2 separate regions of the Homo sapiens genome follow, and region 2 is linked to region 1. A link is an interaction called in ENCODE POLR2A ChIA-PET data of the cell type or tissue named here. Cell type or tissue: endothelial cell of umbilical vein. All regions are shown on one strand. Links, peaks and the distances in the headings refer to the core of each region. The heading gives the core; the rest is flanking DNA.

Region 1 (8,037 bases), core at 2,014-6,013:
GGGTCTTGAGATTGAGCTGCACTCGCAGCTCAGCGTGAAAGCTCCCTTAGAAGGCACACTGGCAGAAACAGAGGCATGCTTTGGAGCCCAGCTGGTGCAGATCCAGGCACTGATCAGCAGTATTGAAGCCCAGCTGGGCGATGTGCGAGCTGATGGTGAGTGGCAGAATCAGGAGTACCAGCGGCTCCTGGAGCAGGAGATCGCCACCTATCGCAGCCTGCTTGAGGGCCAGGAAGATCATTACAACAACCTGTCCACCTCCAAGGTCCTCTGAGGCTGCAGGCTCTGGGGCCTCTGCTCTCCTCAAAGCACGTCTCCTGGGTAGGAGGATGGGAAGGAAGAGACCCTTACCCCTGGTTCTTCCCCTGACCTGCCAGCAAAATTTTATGGCTCAAGGGAAGAAAAAAAAAAAAAAACAAGAGCAAAGAAAAGTTCCAGTCTAATCCCCAGGCTCCTCTTGGGCAAATGTCAACACATAAAATGATCCAGAAGGCCAAGTCAAATTACGGTGTAATGGACAGGGGTGCCTCTTCACATTGCCTAAGGGACAACTATAACAGAAAACATCTCAGTCAAAAAGGTGACCCTGGGCCAGGCGCGGTGGCTCACGCTTGTAATCCCAGCACTTTGGGAGGCCGAGGCGGGCGGATCACGAGGTCAGGAGATCGAGACCATCCCGGCTAAAACGGTGAAACCCCGTCTCTACTAAAAATACAAAAAATTAGCCGGGCGTAGTGGCGGGCGCCTGTAGTCCCAGCTACTTGGGAGGCTGAGGCAGGAGAATGGCATGAACCCAGGAGGCGGAGCTTGCAGTGAGCCGAGATCCCGCCACTGCACTCCAGCCTGGGCGACAGAGCGAGACTCCGTCTCAAAAAAAAAAAAAAAAAAGGTGACCCTGCAATGTGGATTGCCAGGACCCACAATGAGCCAGAGGGGTTGGCACCTTTTCAACACGGGCCTGCATTCCTGCAGGTCCAGATCCCAGAGTGTACTGTATCCAACGTGCCTGTGGCTAGCGTGTGTCTACAGACTCTGGAACCACACTCCTTGGCTTCCAACCCTGGCTCCAGCACATACTCTGTGACTTTTGGCCAGTACATTAACCTTTCTGTGTCTCCATTTCTCCTTCTGGAAGGTAAGCATTAAGTATCTCCTATCTTTAAAAGTTCCTAAGAAGTCTACATCCTAGGCCACCCTATATGTGCACACCCAGCAGCCCTTTCTGTCCCCTTTGAGCCCAATCTGAGGGAGGACAGGTCCCTCTCTCAGCCTCAGAAAGTGAATGATGATGGGATTCAACCTTTTCTTTGGTTTTCTCCTTCTCTTTGGCCAGTGACAAGTCAAAGGCAAGAATAACTCGGTTCTCACTAAACAGGGAGGTCAGCAGGGAAACTTTCCTTTCCCAATAAAAAGACATAGGTTTGGCCAGGTGCGGTGGTTCACACCTGTAATCCCAGCACTTTGGGAGGCTGAGGCAGGCGGATCACCTGAGGTCAGGAGTTCAAGACCAGACTGGCCAACGTGGTGAAACCCCGTCTCTACTAAAAATACAAAAATTAGCCGGGCATGGTGGCACATGCTTGTAATCCCAGCTACTCGGGAGGCTGAGGCAGAAGAATCGCTTGAACCTGGGAGGCAGAGGTTTCAGTGAGCCGAGATCATGCTACTGCACTCTAGCCTGGGCGACAAGAGCAAAACTCCATCTCAAAAAAAAAAAAAAAAAAAAAGACATAGGTTTATGCAAAGCGTATTAGGCCATTCGTGCACTGCTATAAAGGAATACCTGACACTGGGTAATTTATAAAGAGAAGAGTTTTAACTGGCTCACTGTTCTGCAGGCTGTACATGCATGGCACCAGCATCCTGAGCACAGCTTCCAGGGAGGCCTCAGGGAGCTTTTACTCATGGCAGAAGGCAAAATGGGAACAGGCATGTCACATGGCATGGCGAATGAAGGAGCAAGAGTGAGTTGGGGCAGAGGTGCCACAAACTTAAACAACCAGATCTCCTGAGAACTCACTCACTATCACTCACTATATCAAGGACAGCACCAAGACATGAGGGATCTGCCCCATGACCCAAACACCTCCCACCAGGCCCCACCTCCAACACTGGGGATTAGATTTCAACATGAGATTTGGGCGGGGACAAATATCCAAACCATATCACACAAAAGAAGCCTTTTGACCCTTCCACTGCCTTTAGTGCTGCTATAGCAGCCATCTGCCGCCATGGGGAAAGAGCCAGGAAGGCCAAGAGGATCTCAGCCCTGAGCACTAACACTGTCCTGGTCTCTGTGCCCAGGCCAGCCTCCACTTATTCCAAGGATGACTGTGAGGAATGTGGACCCCTGCTTGTTTACAGTACTGTTGGATAACTCTTCTTTTGCTTGTGGCCAAATGCCATCCTAATAGGTCAACTGTATAAGTTTATTCTCATTAAAAAAAAATAAAATTTAAAATCATGTTCTCCAAAAAGTTACTGAGTAAAAGTGATGTCGCAATATCAGTATGACTCATGGCATTGATTTTTGTTCGTTTGTTTTTTGTATTTTTCTGAGACAGAGTCTCACTCTGTCTCCCAGGCTGGAGTCAGTGGCGCAATCTCGGCTCACTGCAACCTCCTCCTCCCGGGTTCAAGCGATTCTCCTACCTCAACCTCCTGAATAGCTGGGACTACAGGTGTGCGCCACCATGTCTGGCTAATTTTTTTGTATTTTTAGTAGAAATGGGGTTTCACCATATTGACCAGGCTGGTCTCGAACTCCTGACCTCGTGATCCGCCCGCCTCGGCCTCCCAAAGTGCTGGGATTACAGGCATGAGCCACCATGCCTGGCCGGCATTGTTTTATACACACACACAGATACAGAAATATAGGGATGTGTGTGTATATACATTATATATACACACACACACACACACACACTATATATGGGTGTACATGTCACATATATTTCCTAGCTTTTTCCACTCAGGCGGCCTTGAAGCTGTGATGTCCCTACAGCAACAAGCACACTTAGTATCTGGATCTTGGTTTCTAAATACCATCCTCCAGATGACCTCCAAGAGACCAGTGTTCCTTGAAGAAATGGCTGGCTCAAGAACTGCAGCAAGGAAAATACAAGATGAACCTGGACATCTTAGAATGCCAGAAAGCAAAGGAGGTGCTTTTTTTAAAAAGGAAAGGGTGAGAAAAGGAAAAAAGAAGAAAGATGGGGCATGTCAAATGGACGTATAAGCCAAACTGAAGGAGTTCCCAATAGCCAAAGCTGGAACAAATTAGAGGGAAAAAAGGGGGGATAGTAGTATAAGATCATAGAATAAAACAAATATCTGTGAGCCTATACTGAAATAAATAAGTGACTAAGTAAATATAGCAAAAGGGACAGATCTTCCTTACAAAAGAATTCCAATTAATAATTATAGAAAGAATTAGGAAAATAGAAAATCACCTGTATTTCACTGGAGCAGAAATGTTTGCCCTAAAAAAAATTATGGCCTTCAGTCTTCCTGGGAATGATCAGCTGTTGCACTTTCGGTGACAGCAGGATTATGGACATTAATACAGAACTTTACAGTTTATAAATTTTTTTTTAAGAAAGAAAAGAAGAAATCATGATTAAACACCATAGTAATAACTGCTTTAACAAGATCCACTGATGAAGATAAAATTAATGTGTGAAACTTTATGGAGAAACATTATCTGCACAACCTTAAAATATCTCCTAGCTGAATACTAATACAAATATTAATTACTGTGGTGGTTTTAAAATATGTCCACAGACTCTTTGATACTCCTCCATGAGGTGGAACTTAATCCCCCCATGCCCTGAGTATGGGCTGGACTTGGTGATTCCTCTCTACTTAATCAATGATGGAAAGGGAAAGACAGTAACCTTACAGTAGTGAAACCTAGCAGACATGAGACATCACCAGTACCAAGCCATCTTGACATCATGTACTCCTTCAAAGGACGCAGTGAGAACAGCGTATCACCTGAATCGTATTTGTCCCCAAAGTCCATAACCTCAGTCTAATCCTGAGAAGACACTAGACAAACCCAAATGGAAGAACATTCTATAAAATGCCTGAACACGACTCTTCAAAAGTGTCAAGGTCATACGTCTCAAGCCTTTTAGTGTTGTTATAAAGCAACATCTGCATGCTTGGCTCATGGTTCTGCAGGCTATTCAAGAAGCATGGTGCCAGCATCTGCTTCTGGTGAGGGCCTCAGGCTGCTCCCACTCATGGCAGAAGGTGAAAGGGAACTGGTGTGTGCAGAGATCACATGGTGAGAGGAGAAGCAAGAGAGAGGAGAGGGGCCGGGCACGGTGGCTCATGTTTGTAATCCCAACAATTTGGGAGGCCAAAAGGGGAGAATCTCTTGAGCCCAGGTGTTCGAGACCAGCCTGGACAACATAGTGAAACGCCATCTCTACAAAAAATAGAAAAATTAACTGGGCAAGGTGATGCGTGCCTTAAGTCACAGCTACTCGGGGAGTTGAGGTGCGATGATCTCTTGAGCCCAGGAGGTTGAGGCTGCAGTGAGCCGTGATCACACCAGTCCACTTCAACCGGGGTGAAAGAACAAGACCTTATCACAAAAAAAGAGAGAGAAAGAGAGTACAGGTGCTAGGCTCTTTTTAGCAACCAGCTCTCATGGGAACTAACAGAGTGAAAACTCACTCATTACCACAAGGACAGCACCAAGCTATTCACTGGGGATCCACCCCCATGACCCAAACACCTCCCATTAGGCACCCACTTCCTACACTGGAAATCAGATTTCAACATGAGATTAGCAAGGGTCAAACATCCAAACTATAGCAGCCATATAAGACAAGGGAAGATGAAAGTATCATACATCGGAGGAGACTAAGGAGACATGACAACTAAATAAAATGTGGATTGGATCCTGGAACAGAAAATAACATTCGAGGAAAAACTGGGAAAATGTGAATAAAGTATGTAGTTAACAACTAAAGTTAACAGTGTTGTACCAAGGTAAATGTTTTCATTTTGATGAACATACCATGTTGTTTAAGATACTCATATTAGGCTAGGCGTGGTGGCTCATGCCTGTAATCCCAGCACTTTGGGAGGCCGAGGTGGGTGGATCTCCTGAGGTCAGGAGTTCGAGACCAGCCTGGCCAACATGATAAAACCCTGTCTCTACTAAAAATATAAAAATAAGCTGGGTGTGGTGGCACGCGCCTGTAATCCCAGGTACTCAGGAGGCTGAGGTAGGAGAATCGCTTGAACCCGGGAGGTGGAGGTTGCAGTGAGCTGAGATCGCGCCACTGCACTCTAGCGTGGGCGATAAGGTGAGACTCTGTCTCAAAAAAAAAAAAAAAAAAGTGTGAAAACTAAACCAAACAAAGCAATGCTCCAAGAAGATGCAGCACGTGTATCCTAAGGCTTCAGGTTCCCATAAAATCCCTGAGGTTGCCCAGACACCCCCAGTTTGGGATGCATCAGAGCCTCTCTCACTAATGAATACCATAGCCATGATGACCATGCATCCAGGAGGAACAGCATGTATCCTCTATTTTCACTGGAGGCTGTACCCCAAGGGTCTTTCCTAATTACCACTGCTGCGAGGACCTGGATGAAAAGTGATAAGCCCCCAAGCATGGCAAGGCTCTAGCCTGTTGCTTCTGGCTATGGTCCCATCACTCAGCACTTTGAAGACCCGCATAGAATGAGTTATTAACACACCCAAAGAACAAATTCTGAAAGTGCATCAATATTAATTCATTTACAGAGAGGTTTTGCTTTCTCCTCTCTCTTTCTTGATTAAATGCTTAGTGCTTCCTCAAGAGATATGCTGTCACGAAACTCTCAACAAGTCATGAATGAGAAGAAAAGATAAAATCTTCCCCATCACCTTAAAGGAAAGCATTTATTTAAAAGTTCTCATCAACCAGACGCAGTGGTTCATGCTTATAATCCCAGTGCTTTGGGAGGCCAGGAGTTCTAGACCAGCCTGGGCAACATAGCAAGAGCCCGTCTTTAAAAATAAATAAATAAAAAATTAGCTAGGTATGGTGGCATATGCCTGTGCTCCCAGCTATTCAGGAGGCTGAGGCAGGAGGGGAGCCTGGGGTGGGAGAATCCACTTGAGCCCAGGAGTTTTGGGCTGCAATGAACTATATGATTTTGAGACAAAGTGACATTCCGTCTCAAAAAATAAAGTTCTCATCACCTAAACGTATGCCTTTTAGTTCATATTTTATTTGTTTAATCTTTGGGTAAGACTCTTGTTGCTGTTTTCTTTCTTTTTAAGATGAAGTGATAGATTGCTTGCAAAAATGGCCCCAAATCCTCCATCCCACTCCCTTGTATCCACACCCTTTACTCAGTGTGATTATGTGGCTTCTTTCATCAAGGGAGACAGTTTGTTTACCAAACCTTGAAGCTGGGATGGCCATGTGGATTACTTTAGCCAACACAATGTGGCAGACAGAGTTGGTAATGTGCCAGTTCCTGAACGCAGGCCCACGAGGCTCTGCTCTCTTATGCTCCCTCTCAGAACCCTGCTTCACAGCCATGAGAACAAGTCAAGGCTAGCTGCTGGAGAACGAGAACACATGTGGTATAAAGATGAGCCAGCCCAGCCAAGAAGACAACTGCCCACATGGGCCCAGCCTACATTGCTTGCCTGCAGAACCATGGGCTAAATAGTTATGTCACCACATTTTAGGATAGTTTGTTATCCAGCAAAATCTAACTGATACAATTGAAGTGTGTGATTTTAGTGCTGTTAATTATTCTGATCTTAAAAGTATTACTAATTGGAGAAAGTCAGAAAATACAGAAAAGGAGAAAACCGCCCATAATTTATCACTAGAATAAAACCAACATTCTGGTGGTGTTTTTCCCCAGTCTTCAGTATATTAGTGTGACTGAATGAAAATGAAATCCACTTAGTTTTAATTCCGTATCTTTCTCCTCCCACTGAAAACATTCAATAGAGCTTTTCTTATGCCATTAGTGTCTGAAAACGTAATTTTTAATGGTTTAAATATTCTATTTATCATGGATGTACAATAATTTAAACGTGTGCATATGTTTCTGTAGTTTCTATAATTAAATAATGAAATTATTTATTCATTATTGTAAGTATTATTGTTCATTTGAGTACAGAAAGCTATGTTCAACTCTGTGCTTATTTCTTTAAAATAAGCTTCTAGAACTGAAATTCTTGATTCAACGAGTATAGACTGCTAGTCAAAGCCAGTCCCCCTACACACACACACACACACACACACACACATACACTTCTTTGCTGGCAGAGACACATTTTGTTCCATTGTTTACCCTGCGTTCTACCATGTGCTCAGAGTGAGGAGCCTCTCCCCAACAAGGAAGAGAAAGGAGAATCCTGATAGTCTAAGCTACTAGCTAAATCTAGCCCACCACCTGTTTTAGTATAGGCCATTTAATGCAATTCTGGCCAGTGAGACATGAGAGAGGTCTTTTGGGAGCTTTTGGAAAAAGCTTTTCTTTACAAATACCCATGCAAGAAGGAATGGTTCCTTTTCTCAACTCTAGAGATGAGTGTATAAAGATGCAATGCCCGGAACTGATGCAGCCATCCTGACCATGAGGACTTAAGTCTATGGGAACAAACTGATATACTCAGGATGGCGGAGAAGGAAAAGGAAACACTCATGTCCTTTGTGATGTTTTTGAGCTGCTGAATTTCCTGGAAACACTCCACCTCTGGACAGTGAGATGATAAACCTAAACTTCTTTCTGTGTAAACCATTTTTACCAGGTTTTCTGTTCCTTACAGCCTAAAGGACAGGGACTCTTTCAAGGCTTTCTCCACACATTACCAAACTGAGCGCATAGAGAGATTGTAGCAATGAACATTTTCTGCAGAACTACATGGGCTTAACATAAAATTTACAAAATAACTTGGAGAAAAATAATACATGTAAAATATTCAATGTTCTAATATCCACAAACCTGATATCTCCTTTGTTCAAAATTTTAAAAAATATCTCCTAGTAAATTCCATTATTTACTTAG
Region 2 (8,037 bases), core at 1,551-5,550, 520 kb after region 1:
ATTACAAAAAATGTGGCAACTTGCTTGTGTCTAAAAGGAGCAACTGGAACTAGAAAGTGTGATTACATAGGGACCTTGTAGGTTTGTTAATTGATCTGCAGCTAAACCTTAATGTGTTTGTGTGTCTGCTCATTGCCCTCAGCATTTCAAGACATCTAAATACTACCATAAAACCAGCATTTTCCTGTGCATTGACTTCTCATGTGAAAACAGTTACTGAAGTTGGCAAAAAATAAATTTTAAAGTTTGGATGAAGGTATTTTTGGTCTGTTTAGTGCTCTTCTCAGGTTTTTCAATAAACTTGCATTTTGAGGGTTGTATCGGCAACTTCAGCTTTCAATGTGCATCATGGTGGAAGGTGCTGAGTTTATTGGAAGGGAATGGAAAGACAAAGTTACCATGAGGAGGATCCGCAGACCACGTCCTAAAAAGAAATTGGCTCAGCCCTCCACGAATTGGGTCTTTGGGCTACTTAAAATAGAAGTAAACATTTTTTTAAAGTTAGGGAAATTAACAAGCCTCTCCGTATACCCATAGATATAGGGAATCTCACTGAGTTTCTCAGACACATGATAAAACAGCATACATCTCTCACTTACAGGTGGAATATAACATTAACCATCTTGCACTGAGGAGTTACAGATTGGTAGACACAGTGCCAAAAACTTGATAAGCTTGTCTCATTTCATCCTTACACAACCTTGTGAAGTAGGTATTATTATTGTGCTTTTTACACATAAGGAAACAGAAGCTTATTCTGCAATTACAGAGGAAGTAAAAAGCAAAAGAAAGAAACAGAAGCTGGGCGCGATGGCTCACGCCTGTAATCCCAGCACTTTGGGAGGCTGAGGCAGGCAGATCACCTGAGGTCAGGAGTTTGAGACAAGCCTAGCCAGCATGGTAAAATGCTGTCTCTACTAAAAATACAAAAATTTAGCTGGGCACGGTGGCTCACGCCTGTAATCCCAGCTACTCAGGAGGTTGAGGCAGAAGAATCACTTGAACCCGGGAAGTGAAGGTTTTGGTGAGCTGAGATTGTGCCACTGCACTCCAGCCTGGGTGACAGAGCGAGATTTCATTTCAAAAATAAAATAAAATAAAATAAAATATAGCCGGGTGCGGAAGGAAGAAAGAGAAAGAAGATAGAAAGGAAAGAAAGAAGAAAGAGAGAAAGAAAGAAAAGAGAGAAAGAAAAAGAAAGAGAAAGAAAGAAAGAAAGAAAGGAGGGAGGGAGGGAGGGAAGGAGGGAGGGAGGAAGGAAAGAAGGAAGGAAGAGAGGAAGAGAAGCTTAGAGAGGCACATGATTGCAGAAGTTCACGTAGCGAATACATTCTACTTGTGTCGTATCAGGACATTATGCTGTTGTCCCTCCACCAGGTATCAGCCTATCCATCGCAAGTCAAACACAGGATTTGGTTGGAAATGGAACTCCAGCATGGAAACCATACAGAGGAGTGATCACAGGAAAGATAGATGTTCTTGCACATGGTGCTTATTTTTAATTCATAGGTTAGGTGAAGTCTTTATGTTTTTTAATTCAAGATTTAGAGTCCAGTTGTGGATTTAAAAGTTGCAGTTAAGTTTTTGCAGAAATAAATAAAGCCCTTATTGAATTGGTATTAATCTCTTCAAATGTCATTGCTATTTGAGTAACTGAGCCATAAAAATAATTTTACAGTGACATGTGAAATGATTGGGTTTTGACTTCGTAAATTCGAAAGTCTGAATAAACATTTTGGAGCTGCCTTGCACAGTGCCTGCTCGCTTCATCGTTGCAGATTTTAAAGGATTGGGATAATTTTGTTATTTGCACACAGTTCTGGCCTGAGGTCAAGGGGCCATGATATGGCCCCAACCCTGCCTATCATTCGTGTCGCCCTAAGACCCAGCAAAACCAAACTGCTCAGCATTCCTACGATTTGCCTGCATTGTCCCTCCTACGTGACTTTGCTCCAACCCCTGTGTTGCTGCTCACTAGCTGTGTCTTTGGGCAAATTACCTAACCTCTCTGAGCCTCAGTTGCTTTAGCTCTAAAATGGGGGCTGGGGAGGACAGTGAGGGTTATAATTATAATTAACTAATTATAATTAATCCCTTAGGTGTGTTGTGAACGTTAAATGAAATCCTGCAAGTAGAGTGTTTAGCATGGTGTCTAGTGTATGGTAACTGGTCAGCAAATGTTAACCATCCCTAACATTATTAGGGTCATTACTATCCTTCTCATCACTCATCTCTCCACCTAGAATACCCAACCCTCCTTACCTGCCTATCCCAATTCTCCCCCTCACTCAAGACTCTGGTCAAAAATGCACTATAAAATAATCCTGTCTTTCTGGTCAGGTGCGATGGCTCACGCCTATAATCCCTGCACTTTGGGAGGCCAAGGTGGGCGGATGGCTTGAGGCCAGGAGTTCGAGACCAGACTGGCCAACATGGCAAAACCCCATCTCTACTAAAACTACAAAAATTAGCCGGCGTGGTGGCAGGTGCCTGTGGTCCCGCCTACTCGGCAGGCGAGGCAGGAGAATCACTCGAACCCAGGAGGTGGAGGTTGCAATGAGCCGAGACTGCACCACTGCACCAGCCTGGTGACCGAGTGAGACCCTGTCTCAAAATAAATAAATAAATGAAAATAAATAAATAAATAACCTTTTCTTTCCAAAAATACTCTCCCTCCCCAAAACTTCTTTAGCGTTCTATCTATACAGCTCTGCTAGCAGTTCCTTCCTTATTTATTTATTTTTTTTGAGATGGAGTCTCGCTCTGTCACCCAGGCTGGAGTGCAGTGGCGCGATCTCGGCTCACTGCAAGCTCCGCCTCCCGGGTTCACGCCATTCTCCTGCCTCAGCCTCCCGAGTAGCTGGGACTACAAGCGCCCGCCACCGCGCCCGGCTAATTTTTTATATTTTTAGTAGAGACGGGGTTTCACCGTGTTAGCCAGGATGGTCTCGATCTCCTGACCTTGTGATCTGCCCGCCTCGGCCTCCCAAAGTGCCGGGATTACAGGCGTGAGCCACCGCGCCCGGCCTCCTTCCTTATTTTTCATTTATTAATAGTATACACTATCTTACGTCTTCCTGCAGCCTTGAAGCCTTGGGAAGACTGGGGCCAAGTCTTTATGTTGCCCCCTGGGCCTAGCTCACACACCTGTCAGTAGCGGATAACAGCCACTGGTTGCATGAATTCATACCACGGTCAGGGGTCTGACAGCACTGCTTGCTTTAGTGGCGTTAGTAAAGTATCATGGCAATACTTCGAATACAGGAAACATTGCCCTCATTGTATTTACAACTTTTCTTTCAATGCACAGTCTGCACCAAATGTTACTGAAGCGATATTAGGTTTGGGAGCTCGAGGGAGTCTCAGCTCCTGGGGGGTCTTGGAAGATGTGTGCTCAGCTAAATTACAGCATGTGTGGTGTTAGGGGGCAAGGCTTCGCTTAAGGCTTCCAAAGGCTGCCACGCAGTAGAGAGACCAAGCTGCTCCTGCAGCAACCCCCTTCCCTCCCACATGCTACCTAAACCTGGAGAGAGTGACACACGGCCTTCTCTGCCTGAGGTAGGAAGCAGCCCTGTTTGGTGGCTAGTCCTGGAGATACAAATGCAGAAAGAACAGGGCATTTTATGCTGGTGAAGATAATAAGGGCACATTTCCCCCAGGAGAGTTGGTATGAGAAGGCAAGAGAAGCAGGAACTTGTGGCACTTATATACTATCACCAAGTATAGATTAAGGACTTTTCAGCATAGGGCCAGGTTTTGAACAAGCATTCACTAAAGAAATGAAAACAAACTGAGTCATGATCCCAGATTGATGTGGCTCCACTGCTAAACAGGAAGCCTCTTAGCAAGCAGACTGAGGAGAGCTCAAAGGCTTGAATCTGGGCATGTGCATTTGTCCCAGTTTTAGGAAAGATTTTCAGTTGATTGCATGAAAGTGGCCACTCCTTAACCCAAACATGAGCTGGGCTATGAATTATTAAGGCAAAGGAAGCTGGTTACCGGAAGGTCTGATTGCCGGCTGGGGCCTTCCGGATGTGACAAAGAGGCAAAGGCTTCAAGACACCCTTTTGTTCTAGGAAGGTATTTCGGCATTGAAGGTACTCCTTATCCTCGCCTTTCTCCTTTGCACCTTGTTTCAGAGAAACTTTTGCTGATGAGGCGTTCTCTTTCCTGGGTACTATTTGTGGAAACTTGGTTATTTTGCAAATGTGCTGCGGTTCCATTCCTGAAATGTAAACAAAATGTATTCCTCCCAGCAGCCTCAGTAGACCAAGGCATCTGTAGGCTGAGCTGTTTGGGTTAAGTTGGCTGCTATAGTCTGGATGCTCCTTCACCCATTTACAGAAGTTCCTTCTGTTCGTTCTTCAATTTTAAATGCACCTCTTGTTCTACTCAGAGGACACATGGCATCTATGTAATAAAGAAAGTTTCCAGGCTATCAACAAATCTAAACCGTAAGAGTTTGATTGCACTTATCTTGTACCGGGAAATGAGCCAGGCACTTTAAATACATTATCCCATTGAAGGAAGTGCCCCCATGAGTTGAATACTCTTATTTTCATGATATCACAGATAAGTTCAAGTCACTTGGCTAGACAGAGGCAGAATCAGGATTTCGACAGGCCTATGTGATTCCAGACTGAGCTTTTACTTACCATGCTCTATAGAGACCAGTGCTTCCCATTTTTTTTACATCACATGGAAAAGTGTAAATTGTAAAGCACATATACATATAGATCCTTATCATAGAAAATGTACTATTAAGAAAGAAGGCCAGGTGCAGTGGCTCATGCCTGTAATCCCAGCACTATGGGAGGCGGTTGTGAGTGGATTGCTTGAGCCCAGGAATTTGAGACCAGCCTAGGCAACATGGTGAAACCACTGTCTCTACAAAAAAAAAATTAGCTGGGCATGGTAGTGTACACCTGCAGTACCAGCTACTGGGAGGCTGAGGTGGGAGGATCACTTAAGCCCAGGAGGCGGATGTTGTAGTGAGCTGACGTGCTACTGCACTCCAGCCTGGGCATCAGAGCCAGATCATGTCTAAAAAAACAAGAAAAAGAAAAGAAAAGATGATGTATTTGTGTGGCACACTGGGATAAATTTACTAGGCTGCTTGTGGGTGGAAGCAACTATCCCAGTGGCTTAATCACCCCAGCCCAGCTGAGTGGCCCTGAAGGCTGGTAATGTCCACTTTTCAGTTCCTGTGTACAACATCTGAGGCACACCCTTTGGGAAGCTCTACTCTATACCACAGTATACAGCAAACTACCTCCCCAAATGGAGAAGCTTGCCTTTGGATTTAGCATATAGTCAACGTGCACTATTCACAGATTGTGTATCATGTCTTTGACTGCTTGCTAAAATTTATTTGTAAACCTCAGTGTCAGTATTGGTGGCACTCTTGTTGTCATTCACAGATAGGTGCAGAGCAGTGAAAAATTTGAGTTACCTCTTGTGAATGTTCCCAGCTGAGGTCGAACAAGCCTACGCTCTTCTTGTTTCAGGGATACTGTAAACGTGTCTCTTTGTGGTCTGTTTAGTGGCGTGTTTCTTGCATTTCTGTGCTGTTGTTGGTGATGCTGTTTAAAATGAGCTGCAAGTGCAATACTGATGTGTTGTCTAGTGTTCTAAGCTCAAGAAGTCTGTGATGTGCCTTACAGAAAAAATACACGTGGTAAGTAAACTTTCAGGGTGAGTTAAAGTGCTGTTGGCCATAAAGTCAATGTTAATGTATCAACGATATCTAGTAAATAAGGTGTTTTTAAAGAGAAACACGTAAAATGAGGTTATGTATTGATCAATTGACGAAAATATTGTGACCCTGGGAGCTACCCCTACCAGCAATGGTTCAGTATTTGCTTAGTGTTTGCCAAGACTTTACAGAACCTAATTTCCATGAATAACGAGAATAAACCGTGTTATATCATCAGTCAAGAACTGAAACTGTGATAGGCTCTGTAGTTAACACCAACTACGAGTTAACATTGCAACGGCACACTCCACTGTGGGAACACAGGCCTCTTCTCAACACAGCAGGTGAACCAAAGACATGGGCAAGGATTGAGGTTTTGGTGGGAACGCTAAGAGGTGATGGTTGAGGGGTGAGAGCATTTTCCAATCCAAAAAATGAGTATGAAAGCACCTCTCCTTAAGAAAACACAGAAGTGGCCAGATATATTCTTTTCTTCAAAAAGAGAAAGGAAATAAAATCAAGTTTGCTTCTCTTTTCCTGCTACAGTCTATCACCTGCATCCATGACAAGAATCCTTCTGCATAGGGCTTTACAGTTTACAAACTCACCACCTCAGGAAGGAGGGAAGAGGTATTTAAATGCTGGTTCTCTGGAAGTCTGAATGATGGGAACCGGCTATTATGAAGCAACACAATGGATTCCATAACTGACCCAATGCAAATCTGTACTGATTATAGCCAGTGAATGAGGATGTGCCGGACTTTTCTCTACAGTCTTCTTAGCTTGATAGCTGTGGCAATGTCACGCATGGGGCTTATGTCCACTGCTGGATCAAATGTATCTGTATCCACTGGGTCTGTTAAACTTGAAGGCTTCAAAACAGAAAGATGTGTGTTCCACACACACACACACACACACACACACACACACATATATATAGAGAGAGAGTATTTACTATATACATGATTAGCAAACATCAATTCTGTCACTTGTTCATTCATTAGGTAGGTCATTCAACAAGTGTTTATGCCATTTATGGGCCAGGTACAAAAACTAAGACTAAAGACATATATAAAAATCCACATTACCTTGGGAGGCCAAGGCTGGCAGATCACTTGAGGTCAGGAGTTTGAGACCAGCCTGGCCAACATGGTGAAACCCCGTCTCTACTAAAAATACAAAACTCAGCTGGATGTGGTGGCACACGCCTGTAATCCCAGCTACTTGGGAGGCTGAGGTAGGAGAATCACTTGAGCCCGGGAGGTGGAGGTTGCAGTGAGCTGGGATCATGCCACTACACTCCAGCCTGGGAGACAGAGCAAGACTCCATCTCAAAACAAAAAACAAAACAAAACAAAAGATCCACATTCCCTTGTGAATATACTTAATGCCACTGAATTACAAACTTAAAAATGTTAAGAAGGTAAATTTTATGTCATGTATATCTGACTGCAATAAAAAGGGGGTAAGAAAAAGCCATTTCCCTCCACCAAGGAGCTCACAGTCAGTGAAGAACTGGTTGGGTTAACAATTACCATACAGTACAGGGGCTGTGTTAGATGGAAGTAGAATGTTACCAGAGCATAAGTAGGAAATTTAATGTTTGTAATATTGACTTTCTATTTAGCAGAAGTTTCTAAGAAGTACATCATGAAGACATTAAAGTATATTGTTATAGTGAGTAGTATGTGTGATCTTTTCAAAACATATTGGGTATATAGTTATTTTCATTTGGATGAGCTCATGTGACTAGAAAAATTGTTGATAATTTAGTTTTTTTGTGGGGTTTTTATTTTTTATTTTTTTTGAGGCAGAGTCTCACTCTTGTTGCCCAGGCTGGAGTGCAATGGCATGACCTCGGCTTGGACATTTACATACTTACATATAAAATTAGGCATGATTGTATACTTAACTCATTATCCAGGTGTAATTTGCATAATTTTGGCACGTCACAGCAGACCCAGAGGAAAGTGTGCAGAAACCAGGAAGAATATGAAGAGAACACAGGATTCAACGACCCATGAAGAGATTATTGAAGTGGATAATAGGGAGAGTTTTGGGGAATTTGGTCTACAGAAATCAGGCAATAAAAGTTGAGATTTTATCTTGAATCCCGGAAAAATCAACCACATCTGAAGGGCAGGGACTTGAACTTCCTTGTCATAATGAATTCAAAAAAGACTCAGAGAACCCATTTGTGGGATTGATAAAAATCACTAAAAAATGTGTATATTAGTTCCTGAGTCTCAGCCTCCAAAATTTGGTGGGTAAATAAACTTCAGAAAAGTTTAAAATTTAAGTAGAGAGATAAATTAATCCCACAATATTAAAACTTTAACGTA

The links. ChIA-PET counts read pairs that join two places held together with the same protein. Peaks named below come from ENCODE experiments on the same cell type or tissue, not always from the same donor. Only the 100,000 strongest peaks of a DNase experiment are listed, where the experiment ranks them.
Region 2: POLR2A ChIA-PET joins it to region 1 with 5 read pairs; 2 of 35 experiments call an interaction of 5 or more read pairs at or near these places.

Annotation. Positions count from the first base shown.
Region 1 is chr12:94,834,885-94,842,921 of GRCh38, forward strand. It overlaps the pseudogene KRT19P2. Among named protein-coding and RNA genes, the nearest start is that of MIR492, 4.5 kb to the left of the region's middle. In endothelial cell of umbilical vein, for the core only: no CTCF peak of the experiment used is centred there; no DNase peak of the experiment used is centred there.
Region 2 is chr12:95,354,383-95,362,419 of GRCh38, forward strand. It overlaps LOC105369917 (a long non-coding RNA gene), which reads right to left. Exons shown (of 11, transcript XR_001749265.1): 8 at 4,000-4,225. Among named protein-coding and RNA genes, the nearest start is that of MIR3685, 48 kb to the left of the region's middle. In endothelial cell of umbilical vein, for the core only: no CTCF peak of the experiment used is centred there; a DNase peak (open chromatin) is centred at 3,899; H3K27ac peaks cover 1,914 bases.